Linked DNA regions of Homo sapiens: all the other regions are linked to region 4. A link is a contact called in ENCODE Hi-C or POLR2A ChIA-PET data. All regions are on one chromosome and are shown on one strand. Each heading gives the region's core, a stretch centred on a gene start or an enhancer-like site at or near the end of the contact. The rest is flanking DNA. Distances are from core to core; before and after follow the strand shown. Region 1 holds the start of MYLK4 (myosin light chain kinase family member 4). Region 2 has its middle 110 kb from the start of LINC02521. Region 3 has its middle 70 kb from the start of LINC02521. Region 4 holds the start of LINC02521 (long intergenic non-protein coding RNA 2521).

Region 1 (4,435 bases), core at 1,237-3,736, 120 kb before region 4:
TGGGTATTTGTACTGTTGCTCCGCTTTTGTGTGTAAACATTCAAGAGGTCTTGTTCTGGAAACATTCAGAACGCTGTGTAGAAACAAAAACTCTTAGTGTAATCCAGCCGGGTTTCAATGCCAACCCGTAGACAAGAGCTGTCGACGATGTTTCTTCATGTGGCTCCTTTGACAACACAGTCTCTTACTCAGCTAATGGAAATGTCCCTTGAAAAAAATCAAGGGATTCTTTTCCATGGCTCTGTAGGGTGCTGTTTTCCTGATGTTGGTATTTTTTAGAGAAGTATAACTCCAAAATATGGAAATACTGGAAAAGTGTTCCTGGGCCTGCTCATATTCCTCACTAATGAATTTTTCCGGGTATAAGAGCATCTTTAAGCATGCAGAACATTTTATGGGTATGGACTTAGGATCCTGAGGCTAGGCTGATAGACCAGAATGAGTATGCATGTATAACCTGTTTTTTTGTGGTCAAGGGTTGTGCCAGCAGTGTGCTTGTCCTGTATGCCATCGGAAGCTGGGAACAGTGTGATGCAGCAGAACCAGACAATCAGTCACTTTTAGCATGGATTATTTTAATTGACTTGCTTTTTAGGGCAAGTAGACACAATTAAAGATCATTCTATCTAGTCATTAATCAAATATGTATTGAATGTATATTGTGCATGGAAATGTCTATATGTGGATGCCTTCCAAATTCTTATCTCCAGCCTACACCCCTCCCCGGAACTCCAGTTTCTATCTCCACAGCCTATTCAACTTGAACGTTTAATGGACTTGCCAAAGACTTCATGCCTGACCTTTCCCTCCAGAGTTGCCCTTCCCACAGCCGTCTCCATCTCAGTTAATGTTCACTCTGTCTTTCAAGTGCTCAGAAGAAAATATGCAAAGGTGTCTACCATCTTTCTTTCATACCCCATACCCAATCTATCATAAATCCTACTGATTCTAAATGTACTGTGGAATCCTGCATGGGATTCTGGAACAGAAAAGGGGCATTTGGGGAAAAAAAAAACCCAGCAACAATAAAGTATTGAGTTTAGTTAATAATAACGTTCACCATGGTTCATTAATTGTGACAAGTATACCATACCAACGTAAGATGTTAAAAACAGAGGATTCGGGGTGCAGGGCAAGGGGAACTCTGAACTACCTTTGCACCTTTTCTGTAGATGTAAAACTACTCTAAAAGGAAAAGTTTATTACAAAAAAATAAGCTAAGGAGCAGATTCTCCTGGCCTCTGGCTCACTCAAGCCTGTGGTTGGTTTGCTGGAGCCAACGAGATAGGAAGTCTGCTTTTGCGTGGTGGTGGTCCGGGTGGAGGATGTGGTTGGATCAGCAGCAGCCCACACACATCTTGCCTCTGGCAGGGCATTTGTTGCCTTATCAGTACTTCTACACAATTTAATTATACTAACAAAATTGGTAACCTCAAACCAGCTTAGTCTTTGTATAATACTTTTGTCAGATAATTTATCTCCACAAATTTATAGTTCCACTTCATTACTTTTGCTGAAGAACAAAGCTCTCCAATCTGAAAAATAACAAGCGTTTTGTGTTTTAAAAAAGATTTTGCTGTAATTCATTAATACTACATAAAATGGAAAAATATGTATTTTTATTTCACATGGAATGCATCGATCTGAATTAAAAATAAGGTTTTTTTTTTAAAAGAAGCAGAAGAGCAGCAGAGGCTGGTGTTAGAATGGGGCATAGAGGGGCTAACACAGGCTCCAAATAAGAGGTGACAATTGGCCAGGCCCTGAAAAATTGCAGGGTTTTCAAGACTGCAAAGTCCAGCCTCTGGGCAATCAAAGTTTTATGCCACTTCAGTGAATCTAGGGATGCACTACTGTGAGAGTCGGGCAGGTGGGTTGAAATTCCCCTTTCTTGGTCTGTGCAGAAAACTACGGATGAAGTCCTAGTGTTGCTTAAGGAGAATTTATGAAAAATTTATTCCTGTTTCCTGGATGCCTGTGCCTTTGACCTTTCCCTAGAGCTAGAAATGGTTGGAGACTTTGCAAACATCTTTAAGAACTGAGAAAAATAAAACAAACTTGCTAACTGCTTTCAGAAGATCTTCTATATTGCAGTTGGATATGCTCAAAGCGTAAGATGGGCAAACAGAGGTGGCTGTGGGGTTGCCACACCTGGCATTTTCCCTACTGGGGGAAATTTAATGAGCACTTAAATAATCCTGAGTCTGAAAGGGGCAGAAGGTCCAGGCAGATGATTGCCGAGGACAAATCTAGCTTTGTAAATCCGAGAGTATTGACACAATGATACGAGGGAAAGGTGAAGGTGATATTTCATCCAGTGTTCCCGGTTCATCCTCTCCTTACCTGACCTCTGAAATGGAGCCATTGGCCTTGAAAAGCCTGGTGTCTAAAATTAATATTCTTCCCCATCTGACTAAGAAGGCAACAGCTGAGCAACGTGAGATCAAGAGCCATATTAATTTAAACAGGGGCTGAAAGTGGCATTTGAGAGAGAAGATACTTCCTCTCGTAGTGGACACTTGTCTTTTCAGAAGATTTATACGACTGAGAGTCAAAACTTTTACCAGAGACTTTCATAGTCAGTTTGAATTCTGCAAAATTTCTCTTTATCTTCTGGAATGTATGCTCTAGACTTGGAGTGGCTCAAGCTCTTCGATGTGATCCTATCAATGGTAATTATCTTTGTTTATTGTTATAACCTCTCAAATCTCCTCCCCTTTTTTCTAAGTTACCTTCAATAACAAATTGTACCAAACTTCAGGTAGAGCTTAATGTTTAATATTTCTTTGCAAAATTATTGTATCTTAATCCTAAGCTTTTGTTTTAATACATTAATTTTGTGTGGCTTCCTGATCCAACTTGAGTTTCATCTGCAATTAACCATAGTATTTTAGTCGTAGTTTGCCTTAGAAATAGCCATGCATTTGTTTCCTTATTTTAATAATTTTTTCAGGGCAATTTGAAAGAATGCTAAGAATGATCTGTAATATATCTGTAGAGCTCTGGTTGATAGTATTAATATTTGCATTTTTATTTGTTTGAATGTAAGCTCTTTATGTGGATAAGTATAATTTGTTAGAGCAGTGAATTTTAAACACTTTGGAACTCAAGAGTATCATTTTACTATAGGAACTGACAAAACAAAATATTAAGTTTTCTGATGAGAATCACAATACGGTTTTTAAGCGGAGAAAATGCTCGAAGAGGCGCTTTTCGGAAAATCTCCACCAGGGGGCCTCAGTTGTCAGCCATGCGGAACTAGCACAAATTCAAATGTCTCTCCCTCTCCCTGCCTCTCTATGCAATCAAGTGATGTGTACATATAGACATGCGTATATGTCTCTAGTATCAAAGCGAATTATGTATGCTGCATTACTTCATTTGCGAGGAAAGTATTTTAAGGAGAGTGAAAAGACTCTGAACTTCTCGGTACATAGCTGTTAATGCAGATGCAAGGAAAGGTATCTGGGAGTGCTGTCCACGTGAGAAGACTGTAAGGAAATAAATTTCTTTTCACAAATAAACACCACACATTTTAAGGCATAGGTAGAGAAGAGTTCTGGAAAAGGACTCATTCGGGAGCGATCCCTCTGCAGAGGGAGGCCAGGGGAAGCAGAGAGACCCCTTCTGTGATAAGCCCTTCCCACGGGGCTGCAAAACCTGCGGTTCCAATTAAACCCAAAGATACTTTATAATTTACATCCAAGCTGGCCACTTGATCTACGGCTTGTTTTGTGCAATAAGGAGCATATTTCATCACCAGTGAATCTTGACATTGCTTCTTACTGTTTGCTTTTGTAGTTTTAAAGTGAAAAAATTTTTTTTCCTTTTAAAGTTCCAATGTTGGAAACTCAATATGAATGTTAGTATTTCTTTTCCTGATTTTGGATCCTCTCTCCAGTTTAAACAGAAGGGACTTCCAAATTCTCACTGGTCATTTTCTCAAGAAGTCAAATGCATGAATACGTGATGAGAACTTTTTGTGTTTCCTTTCTTTGCAGTCAAGAGAAAGAAGCACTGAAGAGTCATAATTGTGTCCTGATTTATAAATCGGAGACAGAGGGAGACGAAAACCACACTCCAGAAAGTAGCTTAATCGGACTCACTACTAAGATGTTAAAAGTGAAGAGGCTGGAAGAATTCAACACGTGTTATAACAGCAACCAGCTGGAGAAAATGGCCTTTTTTCAGTGCAGGGAAGAGGTGGAGAAAGTGAAGTGTTTTCTGGAAAAAAATTCTGGGGACCAGGATTCAAGATCTGGACATAATGAGGTAATCATGTTCTAATTTAGTCTCCTAAAAAGTATTCATTCTATCTTATCTTTTCTAATGTCATGGAGCCGCTTGTGAGTACAATTAAGGAAAGTTTATGAATAGGCATCATTCCACTTTGCTTCAGTGAGAATTGTGTGTGTCGACTATACAATTGTGTTTG
Region 2 (4,498 bases), core at 989-3,488, 110 kb after region 4:
ATTACTAATCAAAAAGATTCAATAATTTTCAAAATAGAGATGTTAAGAAATCACTTTGCCAAAAAAATCAAAACACCAAATGTCTGTTTGATTTGGTTTACTTTGAGTTTATATTGCAATATAATCATAATCACCTACTATGAAAGTCGGCATGTATTTTGTGGTGATTGATTTTTTTAATGTTCTTTAAAAAATACTTATTTCTTATTTAGACTTAGAGTTAGCAGTGATGGTTAGGTAAGATATCGTAACAGTCCCATAGGAATATCTTTATTACATAAATGCTAAACAGCCTGCTAAATTCTTATTGCAATATTAACACAACAGCCTCCTCACCAGCTTCCACCTTGCCTTCCTCTGGTCCATTCTCAGCTCGGGAACCAGAATCATCCTGCTGAAAGTATGAATAAGGTTGTGTCATTCTTCTGCTCGAAGCCCTCTTGCTCTTGTAAAAGTCCTTACAGTGGAGTATGAGGTCCTATAGACAGCAGTGCCCAGCTTGTGGCAGGTGTCACTTTGGCTCCAAACACACTCTTCTTTGCCTGTCTTGCAATGCTGGAGCTGGTCCCTGTTGATATTCTCCTGACACAATGCTCAGCTCTGTCAGCAGAGGGCACTGCAGGAGGAAGGAGTAAAATAACATTTCAAGGCCAAAGCAGAAAGCATGTGGTTCAAAATCCAGGTCATCACATTCCAGAACCTGCACTTTTAATCTGTTTACACTGTTGGTTCCCCATTTTTGGCAGGCAGTTAGGTGGTGGGTTAGGGCATCTCTTCCAGTTGACAAGGGCCATTGCTAATATTATTTAGCAAAGATATTTAACAAACTTTGAAACCACCTGTCTATATCTTCATTTAGCTTGGTCTTTGACAGCTATCAAATGAGAATGTTTTGATGTTTTTGCAGCAATTCTGAGGTGAAGGGCTAGCTCTTTGTTCCCATCTATAAGTTTGTCATTGCAACCCCATCAGAAACAGAAATGATGTGTCTGTTCTTTCATGCGTGATATCTACTGGTGAATATTAATTTAGTGATATGTTTTCGAAGGTCACTGGGGATTGATTTCAAGCTTACTTGTTCATCATTTCCAAAATTCAGCCATTATGCTTAGGCAAGTAAACAAGCAGGACCTTGCCCAGCTCCCTGCTTCTGGTAGTACTGTGATGATGCTCCATGAGTTAACGTAGCAAAGTGACCCTGAAATTACATCACCAAGGTTTTCCAATAATCTGGATGTTTATCTATTCTTGATTTAATATCTTGCTAAAATTCCCCAAACAAAAAATTCCAATAGGTAATATCTCATAATAAAATACTAAAACATCCATAATCGTCAATTGCTTCTGGTTTCTAAAAATTATAGGCTATTTTCCTAATAGGTGCATTCATAACCCAGTCATCATAAACTCCAAGATACTAATTTTGTTCAAAATCTATGGTGATCTGACCCAACTTGAAAGACTCCAGGACTGCTCTGTCCTCTTTCTCTGATACTTATGTGCCCTAGGATAAAGTGTTGCCTACTAGCGAGTCTTTGCCCTTCCTGGTCACTGTATGCCTTGTACAGTTACGTGTTCTGCAGGCTCTGTGTTGATACATGTCCACCTTGTAAGAAAATCCAACTTCCGGGGCCCAGGCCAAAGATGTGTTAATCTAAATCATAGTAACAGTCATGAGACATCACTCTTTCTCTATTTCCAAATTTCCCCCATTTGTTCTTTCAAAGGTTGGCTGTGTGCCTCTGCACAACATGTCAGGGCCAAGAAGTTGCTTCCAGCTCATCTAATCTGGAGAGATGGGATTACCTGTCAGACTTAGATTTTGCTGCTTTTGTAAAATGAGTCTACAGGATAGAGTGGCACAGAGTGGGAGTAGAAAAATAAAACTCTAAGTGACAGACTCTCAAGGGTGAGAAGTTGAACGTGTGAAGCGTTGGGGTTTAAAGACCCTGCAGTCCAGATGGGCTTTTTGTCACCTGTGGGAGCCCACACATAATCACCAGTGGACCCAGCGCCCTGAGTTCAACTGGTCAGTAGCTGCGAGAGAGCAGGAGCCAGGAGCGATCTTCTTTGGAAAAAGCACATTTATTCAAGGGATACACGTCAGGAGACAGCAAGAGAGAAGGTAGAGGGGGGCGAGGTTGGGGAGGAAAAGGGGACGTGGTGAAGAAGGAAGGAAGTGAAGTTCCCTCTGTGGTTAGATGATTAGTCATGAGTAATGTGCTCTTTACATTGTTGTGTTATGTTTTTTGTTGTTGCTGTTGGTCAGAAAGGTTCAAATATGTGTAGACAGAGAATTTTTTTGTGAAAGATCCTACTACTTGAACTGAAGCCATTTTCTGAGGCCGGGAAGCTCGCTTTGTAGAAGGAATTTTAGTGTTATCATCATAAATTTAAAAGAATCAGGCTCTTGTCTTTCCTTGGCCTTGGTTGGTTTGTGTTTTCAGAACAGCTGTGCTATAAAAATATGCCCTCAAACACATGTGCTTTAAGTGGTAGGATCATAGAATTCACAAAGACACACACTTTAAAATGCTGGAGTTTGCAATCCCCAATAGTGATATAATTGTTATGAATTTGCGCCGTACAGCACAGCACCAACACTGATGGAGTAAAACCCACAGGAAATGCAAGAAGAAATATGCAGAAATTCACCGACAATAGGAAACTCAGTTCATGTTAGATCAAGCACATGTGCACACATACAATGTAAAAAAACAAGACCTAAACCAGTAATGAAACGGATCTAATTGCTATATGTCAGATGCTATACTCTCAAATTAGAGAATGAACGAATCCTTTTCCCAAATGATCCAGTAATAGTCATAAAAATGGACTAAGTCAGGCAGAGAGAAAACATCAATTGTTTTTAAGTTAAAATGTACAAACATTTTTATCATAATTCAATAAAATAAGAAGTCAATAATAAAATTAGAAACTAGAGAACAAATAAACAGGGCCGGGTGCAGCAGCTCACACCTGTAATCCCAGTACTTTGGGAGGCCGAGGTGGGTGGATCGCCTGAGGTCAGGAGTTCAAGACCAGCCTGACCAACATGGTGAAACCGTGTCTTTACTAAAAATACAAAAATTAGCCAGACGTGGTGGCACATGCCTGCAATTCCAGCTACTTGGGAGGCTGAGGCAGAAGAATCACTTGAACCTGGGAGGCAGAGGCTGGAGTGAGCCGAGATCATGCCACTGCACTCCAGCCTGGGTGACAGAGCGAGACTCCATCCCAAAAAATAAATAAATAAAGTAAAACCACCACTAAAATATTTTGAAAACTCTTTTTTAATTCTTCTGTCAATGAAAAATCAAAATCAACATCAAAATTGCAGAATATTTAGAAAATAATGATAATTAGAACAATATATATATAAGCCTATGGGGTGCCAGTAAAGCAGCGTTCAGAGAAAAACAGTAGCTTTAGATGTTCATATTGTTAAAAATAAAATATGGAAGGCAAGTACATTAAGCCTGCATTTTAGGAGCTTGAGGAAAAATAACAGAATGAATGTAAGGAAAACAGAAAGAAGTAATTTCTTTTTTTTCTTTGAGACGGAGTTTTGCTCTTGTTGCCCAGGTTGGAGTGCAATGGTGCGATCTTGGCTCACCACAACCTCTGCCTCCCGGGTTCAAGTGATTCTCCTGTCTCAGCCTCCGTAGTAGCTGGGATTACAGGCATGTGCCACCAGGCCCAGCTAATTTTGTATTTTTAGTAGAGACGGGGTTTCTCCATGTTGGTCAGGCTGGTCTCGAACTCCTGACCTCAGGTGATCCACCCGCCTCAGCCCCCCAAAGTGCTGAGATTATAGGCATGAGCCACCATGCCCGGCCAGAAAGAAGTAATTTCTATGGATAAAAACAGAAATGAAACAATTTTTAAAAAGAAAATCAGTAGTACCCATAAATAAACTCAGCTGTTGCTTTCAGTAAAACTCATATCAAAAAACATTAGCATGAATAAGGAGAGAAATACAAACACAAAAATTTAGAAAGAATAATGCAAATAGAGTACAAACTTAAAATTATAAGAGACTAATGTCAAAATGTTATACAAATAAATGCATATTAATTATCAAAATTGATCCCTAAGCAGAAAAATCTACTCAGACCAATTAACACAGAAGAATTAAAATTAATGAAGATCTGCTCCCCAAAATGCATCAAATCTGGACATTTTCCACAGATTCCTATCAAGCCTTAAGGATTAGGTCACTCTAGTGCTATTTAATTTGTTTCAGAGCATTCATATTCTTTCTATGCAAGTAGCATAACATTGATAACAAAACCTCCCACAAATTATTGCATAAAAGAAAAATACAGGCCAATTTCATTTGTGAAGACCCATGGAGAAAACACACACAAAATAGTGCAGATAAGAGCAGACCAAGAGGAGCAGCATGAACAGGGAACACTCAACATCCTTGGGCAAATGTGTAGTGCCTTGTTATCCATGCTGTCTGAAGCACAACAGGCAACCTGGTAGAGCCGTC
Region 3 (4,592 bases), core at 1,710-4,209, 71 kb after region 4:
GTGGCAAATGTACCAGACAAATATAAGATGTTAATGAAAGGAAAACTGGGTGTGAAGCGTATGGAAACTCTGTACTACCTTCAGAACTTTTCTGTACATTTAAATCTACTCTATAATGAAAAGTTTATTTAAAATTTTTTAAAAGTTAGTAAGCTATCCCTTTTCTGAAAAGGTTAACTCTTGTTTATATTCAAGGTCAGCAAATAAGACAGCTTTTAGTGGATAGATGATTACAAAGTTAATCATAAAGACCTTTTAAGGCAAGATAACAAATACCTATCTATCATTTATCTATCCTCTATCTATCTATTATCTATCTATCTATCATCTATCTCTGTCTATATCTATCTATCTGTCTATCATCTATGTATTATCTATCCATCTATCATCTTTTTAATTTTTATCTGGCTATCTATCATCTATCTATCTATCTATCTATCTATCTATCTATCTATCTATCAATCATCTATCTATCTATTATCTTTTTAACTTCTATCTGGGACCTGACTCTGAGCTCAGGCACTGTAATGAATAAGAAATATTCCCCACTCTGGATAAACGCAAATCTCCTTGAACTGTGTCTGAGTTTCTATTGCTGTGGGTATTCAGGGTTAAAATGATGCATGCCTGTCTTCTTTGCAAGGGCACAGGCATATAACCCAGCTATGAGGACACACACAGCATTCTGAGTCTAAGGTTTTATGGGTTTTGCTTTGTTTTTAATATATTGGTTGGAATTTCAAAAAATTTCAATATTTGAGGCAAGATAGTGGAAACTTTAGCAACCTCAGGGCACCTTATTGGTCTTGATGTCCTGCTCTCCAGTCGACATCCTGCATCACAGAAGGCTGTACAAATGCTGTGATGGTTTTCACACATTTCACAGCTGAAGTAGCTGAAGGCCGCAGTAGCTCAAGGCCTCAGTGGGGAACACCGAGACTTACCCTTCACTGTGTACATTACAGCTAACACACTGTGTACATTACAGCTAACATTCATAGGTCACCATGGTTATGGTCACTTCTGTTGTTTACAGAAACTTAGTTAAACTTACACCAGTTGAGACCACCAGCCCTACACTGGGCCTGAGCAAACGCCCAAAGAGGTGGCCTTTCAGCGATGGAGAGCCAAAAACTCCACCCTCAGATCATGATAATGCTTCCATTTTCTGTACACATGCCCCATGAAATGCCATGAACCTTGACTGTGCTTGCCCAGAATGAACCTGTTACTTCATTTTTCTCCACTGCCAATCACCTTTCTCCAAGCCTTAGAACACCCCACTTCCCTAACCCATAAAAATCCCCAAGCCTTATCTTCTACTTCCTCACTTGGTGGCCCTGCAAATAACCCTTTTCTCTTTTGCAAAACCTGTGTCACAGTGATTGATTTACTGTGCACAGGCAGAACGGACATGGAACTGGCTGGTAACACCAATCCCCCAGAAAGCCAGTTGTGGAAACATTTACCAAACATTACACCAAGGGTCCACAGCCAGCTTTACTTGAAGAAAAGATGTCTGCATTTTGTGTGGTAATGGCCTCCATATTCTAGCTAGGGTGAACTTTTTGAAAGGCAAATCTGATCTTGTCATTTATTTGCTTAAAACACTTTGCAGGCCAGGCATGGTGGCTCACGCCTGTAATCCCAACACTTTGGGGGGCCAAGACAGGTGAGGAGATCGAGACCATCATGGCCAACATGGTGAAACCCTGTCTCTACTCAAAATACAAAAATTAACCGGGTGTGGTGGTGTGCGCCTGTAGTCTCAGCTACTCAGGAGGCTGAGGCAGGAAGAATTGCTTGAACCCGGGAGGTGGAGGTTGCAGTGAGCCACAATCGCGCCACTGCACTGCAGCCTGGTGACAGGGTGAGACTCCATCTCAAAAAAAAAGGCAACAGCAACAAAAAAACACTTTCCATTGCTGTTAGGATAGAGACCTGAGGATGACTTTTAAGGCCCTACATGACTTGGCCCCTTGTCTCTCACTGGATCTCAGCTGGGGCTGGGTACTGCCAGGTTTTTTCAGCAACTCTAGCAATTCCTCAAATGCTCCGTGCCCCCTTCTGTGATGGGGTCTTTTCAGGCTCTGTAACCTTATGTGTAGGTTTGCCTGGGACTGTCCTGCTTTCAATACTGAAAGTCCCATATCCTGGGAACTCCCTCTGACCCAGCAAAGCCCACTCATGAGGAAACGCTCCACCTTTCTCAAGCCATCTAGTTGCTGTTTGATACTGGCCCAAGCATCATTAAAGCAGAGTTTTCCCTGACTTCCTAACCCTTTACCCATTTCCTTCAACCAAGCAATGTGCCTCCCCCCGCCCCTCGCCCCAGTGATATGCTATGATAATGACTCTACTTCATGGTACAATGCTTATTGCAGTTTTAATGACAAATTCTTTCTTGTGATCATTTGATTAATGTTTCTCTCTTCCTCTGCACAGCAAGGGAATGGGGCCGTATTGGTGTGCATCCCTAATGCCTAGCACAGAGCCCAGCATCCAAGAGCTACTCATGTATTTGTGGAATAAATCAATGAATGAAAGAACTCCCCATCCAATACCTTTTACTGTGGGACTACACCCCTATGGACTGGAGCACAGAATGGCTTAAAGGTGGGGAAAAGAATGGTTTACAGGTGGCAAAGCAGAGGACCAGGGCTTAAAGAAAACAAACAGAAAATGGCTACGAGGGAGTTGGGAGTGTTTCAGAACCAAATCTCTGCCTCTTTCAGTTTCTGCCTATCAAGCCCCAAACATGGAACAGCTCGTAGTTCAAAGTGTCAACATATGACTATTGAATCTGGAAACTCAAACACATACTTTCGTTTCTGGTAAGGCTACACTCCTATTTGAGGCTTATCTTGTAATGCTTGAGCCACCACAATGTAATTGAAGTAGGAAAGCGTCTCATTTCAGAACCACAAGCAAACACTGACACACATCGTCCTTTACACCAAAGGGCTGTGGATCTGGAGCTCCCATGGCCTGTGATTGTGCCCCACCACCGTTTGAAGCCTGGAGCAACATACCTCAAATCCAGCTTTAGATCCAGGTGAAGGCTCTGGAAAATGTAATTCCATGAACACTTTCAGTTTACTGACAACAGTAATTAATTAGTGCTGAAATGGGAGCAGCAAACACTCCTTGTTTGAGGATTGTTTCTTCATTCATTTTCCATGTCCCCCAATTAGGCAACACTCGTGGGTGGGAAGAGCTTTTGCTTTAAGGAATTAGTTAAAAATAAAAAGGATCATTTTGCATACTGCATGCTGCAAGAAAAAGCAGTTCCGCTGTCCTTCACCTCAACCATCACTTCATACATTCCCATTGCTGTCTGCTGGAATCACAACACATTATGCCAACTGGCAATGTCGGTGTGCATTTTTAACTCACTGGGGAGTGAAGCAAGAAAAACATTTTTGTAAGACTATTTAAAAATTATTTGCAAGGGAAACAATTAAAAAAATGTGTGGCCATTTTCTTGATGTTGAAGAAATGCTATATCCAACATCCAGTTCCAGTGGGCCAATTTTCTCCTGCAAGATTTATGAAGCAAACGCTGCCAAGCAGACAGAAATCTAAATAGTAACATGTTTCCTTTTAATAGAACTTTAATTTAATAAGAATAATACTCCCAAATAGCCAGACAGCTTTATAGCACTCTAGTCATGGTATCTCACTTTCCCCCAGAGCCCTGGGGTGATAAGTATGTTCTTGTACATCATCACCAGAGGCTGCCTGGCAACCAGCTGTCAGGATGGCCTGGCTGGGCCTCCGGTCTTCCAGGATTAACTGGGAATTCCATTTCCCAACAAGCACACATATGCCACACCTCTAGGCAGATACTGTAATTTCTACTCAAAAATTCCCACTTCTTGTTTGGTAAATCCACAGTTTGAAGATAATCCCCTAAAGTCTATACCTGCTGATAGGCCATAGGTCATTTTCAAAGCCTTATAGCAAAGTGGTGGGAAGGTTTTATTTTTATTGTTTCTTGGGATGGAATATCTAAATGCAGTAGAGACCCTTTATAAATCACAGGTTGGGGGGTCTACATGGACTTCAATGTTCTAATGTATTATTATCTCTGACTTTTCCTCTAAGCATTTTTAGTATTTCAGGAACTAGCCTTTGAACTACACGGTACACAAATCAATGTAAGATGGAGCCCTGGCACAAGGGGATTCTGCTGTAGTTCACAGTTGGGGCTGAGGAAGTCCATGCATTGAGCTCTGTTTTAACTCTGCATTAATGATTCATCCTTGGGCTATATCCACTCCAGACTAGGCACGTTTGTGGCATGCATGCTGTTCCTCCCTCCACACAAGGCATCAATGACAACCAACTAATCACAGCACCATATCCTGTTAAAACCAAACACAACCTCAGAATCTTCCTCAGCAAGGTGTTCTGCAGAGACACACCAATCCATTCAATGAACTCGGCATTGAAACCTACCTACCATTCCCTGGTTTATCAATTTAGATCATTAAAGAAAACAAAACAAATTACTCTCTAAAACAACTGGCATTTTGGGGAAAGAACTTTGTAATCCATTATTGTAAAAATAAACAATTATTAACTCCTCG
Region 4 (4,469 bases), core at 643-3,142:
AAAGTCCCGGAGATGGATGACGGTGATGGTTGCATAGTAATGTGAATGTACTTAATGCCATTGAACTGCACACTTAAAAAAGGTTAAGAGGGTCCATTTTATGTTAGGTGTATCTTAGCAGAACTAAAGCAAAACAGAAGGCAGTGTTAAAAACAGTGGATGACGAGCTCTCAAGGTGGTGGAGGCCATCGCCCACTTCACTTGGGGGACCCCTGCTCTCAGAAGCACACACTTCACGGGGTCACCTGGTGTTCATGCCGGCGACCTTTCTCTCCCTGCCTGTGGCCTGGCCCCAGGTCAGCATTCACCAGGTGGGGAGAGTCTGTGCAGCGCGGCGTGGGCCTTGCACGCTCCTTTTTGTGTTTGTTTGGGTTCTACTTTTCCGGACTGCGACACTTATAACTTCATTAGAAAATATCACTTTCTTCAGACCCACACATTCATTTATTAGGCACTTACGCTCCATAAAATGAAATGCACAGCAAGGCCGCTTTCATGCTTCCTTGAAGTTCTATCAACTTATTTTGGGGGCAGATTTGACCTGTCAGAGCACTTCCTCCGTGGGAGCTCCATATCTAAATATGTGCATATATAGTTTTCTACTTTACTGACGGTAGCTTTCATAAAGCCGCTTGAAGTACTTACTAAAAATCCATCTTAAGACTCTTTCTGCATTTTGGGAGGCCGAGGCGGGTGGATCACCTGAGGTCAGGAGTTTGAGACCAGCCTGGCCAACATGGTGAAACCCGGTCTCTACTAAAAAATACAAAAAATAGTCGGGCATGGTGGCGGGTGCCTGTAATCCCAGCTCCGTACTCCAGAGGCTGAGGCAGAAGAATCGCTTGAACCCAGGAAGCAGAGGTTGCAGTGAGCCAAGGTCGCGCCATTGCACTCCAGCCTGGGTAACAAGAGTGAAACTCTGTCTCAAAAAAAAAAAAAAAAATCTTCCCCACACATAATGTGGCAGGACAGGAAACACTAGGATTCCTCCAGTTTATGGGGAGATTGGGAGAGCTGAGGCTTCACAATGACACAGCCGGGTATGGAAAACACCAAAAGAAATATGCCTTTTTGGATGACAATACTCCACCCCAATTTCCAAGTATGCTACAACTTTTCCTCAGCCTCGATGGGAGGTATTTACAGTGAGTGGTAGAAGCTTTACTGCAATGCCCTGGTAGACACAGGCTCCACCAGGCTTGGCTTCTACACTCTCACTGGGTCTATGGATGAGCACAGAAGCCAGGTTTCTGGCTCACAGAGAACCTAAGTGCTGAGTTTATATATAAAGTGCACAGTGTGAATAATTAAATATGAAAACGTGTACACACCAAACAGGACATTTTTACTTAATGCCAAAGAAGCACAAACGACCCTTTCTTTTGGGAGTTTCACAAGCATTTCTGCTCAACAGTAATCCCCCAGTGACAGTGATAGTAGTGGTTTCAATATTTTGTTTATAAAAAGCAACATTATAAAATGCCCTGAAAGGTCTTGGCTTCTTTTGTGAGCTCTGAACTATTCAGAAATTCAGCTTGCTATCTGGGGACAACAAATAAATCCCTACTCTAAAAAAATGGGATTCGGGTTTTTCTCCTGTGCTGCTTCCTGGCCTTAACGCTTCCTGGGGACTTACCGTCATTTGCTCAGTTACGGTTTCTATGGGATGAGTGGGGAAGCCGCGTGGTGAGGAAGCCTGGCTCGCACCCGGCCTGCGCTCTCTCGGGCCTGGCCGCATCGGCCACCAGGGGGCAGTGTTGTCATTCGCTGGCGACGCCGCCCCGCCCCGAGCGGATGCCACCCCGTTTCCAGCCTCCGGTGCTCACCGTAAGCTCTGTTATTATTATCTTTTGATTTATAAAGCGCCGTTCCTCAGCAGATTCCCCGCCCCCCAGCTGCTTCCGAGAAAGCTCGCAGAAGCGTTCGTGCGCAGGCGCGGAAGCCCCGCACAGCACGCGGTGGGCCCGGTTCGGGGGGGCGCACGGCCTGGGGCGTCGGGAAGAGGCTGCGGGCAGCGGGGCCTGCGGGCGCGGCGTGGCGGGGCGGGAAAACGGCTCTGTCCCGTGGGGCGCAGGCAGGAACGTGTTCCCATAAAAGACACAGGGAAGACCAACCCTGGGCGTTAGCCATCCAAACCTTCCCTCCCGTGCGAAACCCGCTGCCCTGCGGCCAGGACTGTGAGGGAAGCGATGGGAGGAACCCGGGAGCCCGCGAAGGCCGGGCCCCAGAGTCCGGGCGCCCCTGAGCGGGGCGGAGGGGACAAATAGAACCTTTTTAAGGACAGCTGAAAGAGATTATAAGCGCGGTGTGCTGGGACTTTGGAAAGGGCGCGAGTCATTAGTGGGGGCGAATCAGAGGGGAGTATGTTGACGGGATAATAACAAAAATAAAGAGGCTTGATAAGAAAGACACGGCTTTTGGAGTCAAAGGGAAAATCCGGGACAATGAGGGTTGGCAGGTTCCTGGGACACAAACCAGGAAAAACAGGGCCACACCGGAGCGGCCTGCCTGGCTCCAGCACAGCCGGTGCAGAAGCTAATTTTGTTCCGAGTCCTCCTAGCTCAACAAACATGCCGCCATAGCACCTATTTTCTTTTAGGTAATGCTCACAACAACCTAGCAAAGTGGGGATCATCTTCACCACTGTACAGATGAAGAAATTGAAGGTCAGACATTCAAGGTTATGTGGCCACATGAGAGAAATACCAGAGCTGGGATGAAGACTCAACGGCTCTCAGACACCAGGTTGCTTCTTGAGAGAAGCCGGATGGATGTGCATGCAGGGAGGTGAGCCTCAAAGCAGGTCCAGCTTTCTCCCGTGAGTGTTCCAGTGGCTTAGGGTTAGGGTTAGGGTCCAGAGGAGGAGAGGCGTCCAGAGCTGGGGCCGTCTGCGTTTTGCCTTGCTGTCCCAGAGTGGCAGCGAGGAGTGGCCTGGCCTAGAGGGTCTTTGTCTTATCTTGTGACTTGCTGTTTCTCCTCTGTCTGCAGGAGCTGGGGGAGGTTGGAGAAGCCGCAGCCCAGAAGGGGAGGGAGGACACCATGTCAGAGCTTGCTGGAGCAAGCTTTGGAGGAAGGCCACAGGGGACATTGTCACCAAGGGCCACGGCAGCGTGCACCCTGGGTTAGAGAAAGGGGCAAATTATGGATATGAAAAATGCTTCCCTCAATGAAAAGGACCCTGCTGAGACAGGATGGCTGTGGGCCAAATACCCCTACAGTGCCTGATTCTTTTATCTTATTATTTATTTAAACAAGACCAGCATTTTGCTTTAGATAGAAAATCTCTCTCTGCTACAAAATTGCAAGCCCTGGGAAAAGTCTCCAAGAATGGCTGATGCCACAGTCAAACAATAACATACATGTCGGGGTGAAACAGTGCACAGAGGATGAAAAAAGGGAAAAGCTCGAGGCCCCGGGAGGAAGGAGCTGGGAGGGTGGAGGGCGTGGAGGTGTGAGGGCCCAGAGGGATTGCCCAGGAAGGTATGGAGGACCGAAAATGGATCACCAGCCCTCATGGACAACTTAAACTAAAGGTGGAAAAGACAGAAAAGCTGGCAGGGGGAATTGTCTCCAGCCAACCTGTCAACTTTTGGAAAAAGATGGATCACAAAGAATGGGAAGTGGAAGAGAAGGAGAGGAGAAACCAAGAATAAAGAGCAGACGCTGTGGGCAGAGCTGTGGGGCGCCCATGCTGGCAGAGCTGGGTTCTAGGGCCCTGGTTTCGGCTGTGTAACCGCTTGCCCAGCCCTCATCTCATCCCTCAACAATGAGGGCCTGGCAAGGGAGGGTATGCTGGCCTATTTTTGTCTCATGTATTTGTGGACTCTGTCCAGAAGCTCTGAGATGCCAAGTTAAAATGGAGAAGGTTTGAGTCACCGCCACCTGGCCAGAGCCTCAGTGAGTGGGACGCCAGGGCTGGGGTCGGGGGCTGCAGAGTTGCTGTTGATTCACGCGGCTTCTCTGGGGTCTGGATCTCAGTTTGGCTGTGAGGCTAAGCCCTGAATGGGTGCATAGCAACGTTATTCTGGAGTGCTAACAGCCTACCCTTGCCACCCACGTCTTAGAGACATTAGAAAGTTGGGTACAACATTCCCCACCTCCCTCTGATTTTTCTGGAGTAGACTGTGATGAGGAGATGGTCAGTCTCCAATAAAGTCAGCACCTTCCATGAAAAATGACTTTCCCTGAAAGTTGTTTTGGAGTGTTAAAGAAAAATATCTTCAAAATTCTTTACCACTTTTTGAGCCCGATTCCAGATGTTTGGCATATCCTAAATTATCCACTTTAAGCTTTGATAATCCTAGGAGGTAGATACTGTTATTCCCGTTCCGCAGATGCAGAAACTGAGGCCCTCATTAATGCTGGGACCACTCATGGTCACAGCTGGTGGTGGTGGAATTGGGATTTGAAGTCAGATCTCTGACTCAGAACTTGGGTACTTCTTTCATGTTTCCTTTTCCTCCTTTATT

Evidence for each region. Hi-C counts contacts between places; a loop is a spot of excess contacts on that map. ChIA-PET counts read pairs that join two places held with the same protein, here RNA polymerase II (POLR2A). Pooled maps may share reads with other maps.
Region 1: a loop to region 4 is called in a map of endothelial cell of umbilical vein, with 6 times the contacts of the local background. The contact joins the promoter of MYLK4 here to the promoter of LINC02521 in region 4. A Hi-C loop is called at or near these places in 6 of 168 maps with a recorded cell type or tissue (ascending aorta, endothelial cell of umbilical vein, gastrocnemius medialis and 2 more), 1 of 37 single-sample maps with no recorded cell type and 18 of 50 pooled maps. POLR2A ChIA-PET finds 5 or more read pairs at or near these places in 4 of 52 experiments (A673, B cell, activated CD4-positive, alpha-beta T cell and 1 more).
Region 2: a map of mammary epithelial cell shows a loop between it and region 4 (8-fold over the local background). The contact joins the enhancer-like site here to the promoter of LINC02521 in region 4. A Hi-C loop is called at or near these places in 4 of 168 maps with a recorded cell type or tissue (Caco-2, PC-3, endothelial cell of umbilical vein and 1 more) and 4 of 50 pooled maps. POLR2A ChIA-PET finds 5 or more read pairs at or near these places in 2 of 52 experiments (Caco-2 and PC-9).
Region 3: a loop to region 4 is called in a map of ascending aorta, with 2.4 times the contacts of the local background. The contact joins the enhancer-like site here to the promoter of LINC02521 in region 4. A Hi-C loop is called at or near these places in 7 of 168 maps with a recorded cell type or tissue (PC-9, aorta, ascending aorta and 3 more) and 8 of 50 pooled maps. POLR2A ChIA-PET finds 5 or more read pairs at or near these places in 2 of 52 experiments (A673 and endothelial cell of umbilical vein).

What each region holds. Positions count from the first base shown.
Region 1 is chr6:2,748,973-2,753,407 of GRCh38, reverse strand. It overlaps MYLK4 (myosin light chain kinase family member 4), which reads left to right and starts at 2,486. Exons shown (of 13, transcript NM_001012418.5): 1 at 2,486-2,672; 2 at 4,002-4,272. The coding sequence starts at 4,114. RefSeq lists a silencer at 619-913.
Region 2 is chr6:2,520,456-2,524,953 of GRCh38, reverse strand. No RefSeq gene overlaps it. Among named protein-coding and RNA genes, the nearest start is that of LINC02521, 110 kb to the left of the region's middle. Within about 2 kb of position 2,238, at least 3 of the 41 ENCODE cell types and tissues checked have a DNase peak (open chromatin) inside an H3K27ac peak, as active enhancers do; they include PC-3, endothelial cell of umbilical vein and mammary epithelial cell, where a contact is called at or near this core.
Region 3 is chr6:2,562,083-2,566,674 of GRCh38, reverse strand. No RefSeq gene overlaps it. Among named protein-coding and RNA genes, the nearest start is that of LINC02521, 70 kb to the left of the region's middle. Within about 2 kb of position 2,959, at least 3 of the 41 ENCODE cell types and tissues checked have a DNase peak (open chromatin) inside an H3K27ac peak, as active enhancers do.
Region 4 is chr6:2,631,923-2,636,391 of GRCh38, reverse strand. It overlaps LINC02521 (long intergenic non-protein coding RNA 2521), which reads right to left and starts at 1,892. Exons shown (of 3, transcript NR_149119.1): 1 at 1,637-1,892. LINC01600 (long intergenic non-protein coding RNA 1600) reads left to right here and starts at 1,789. Exons shown (of 3, transcript NR_131168.1): 1 at 1,789-1,827; 2 at 2,600-2,787.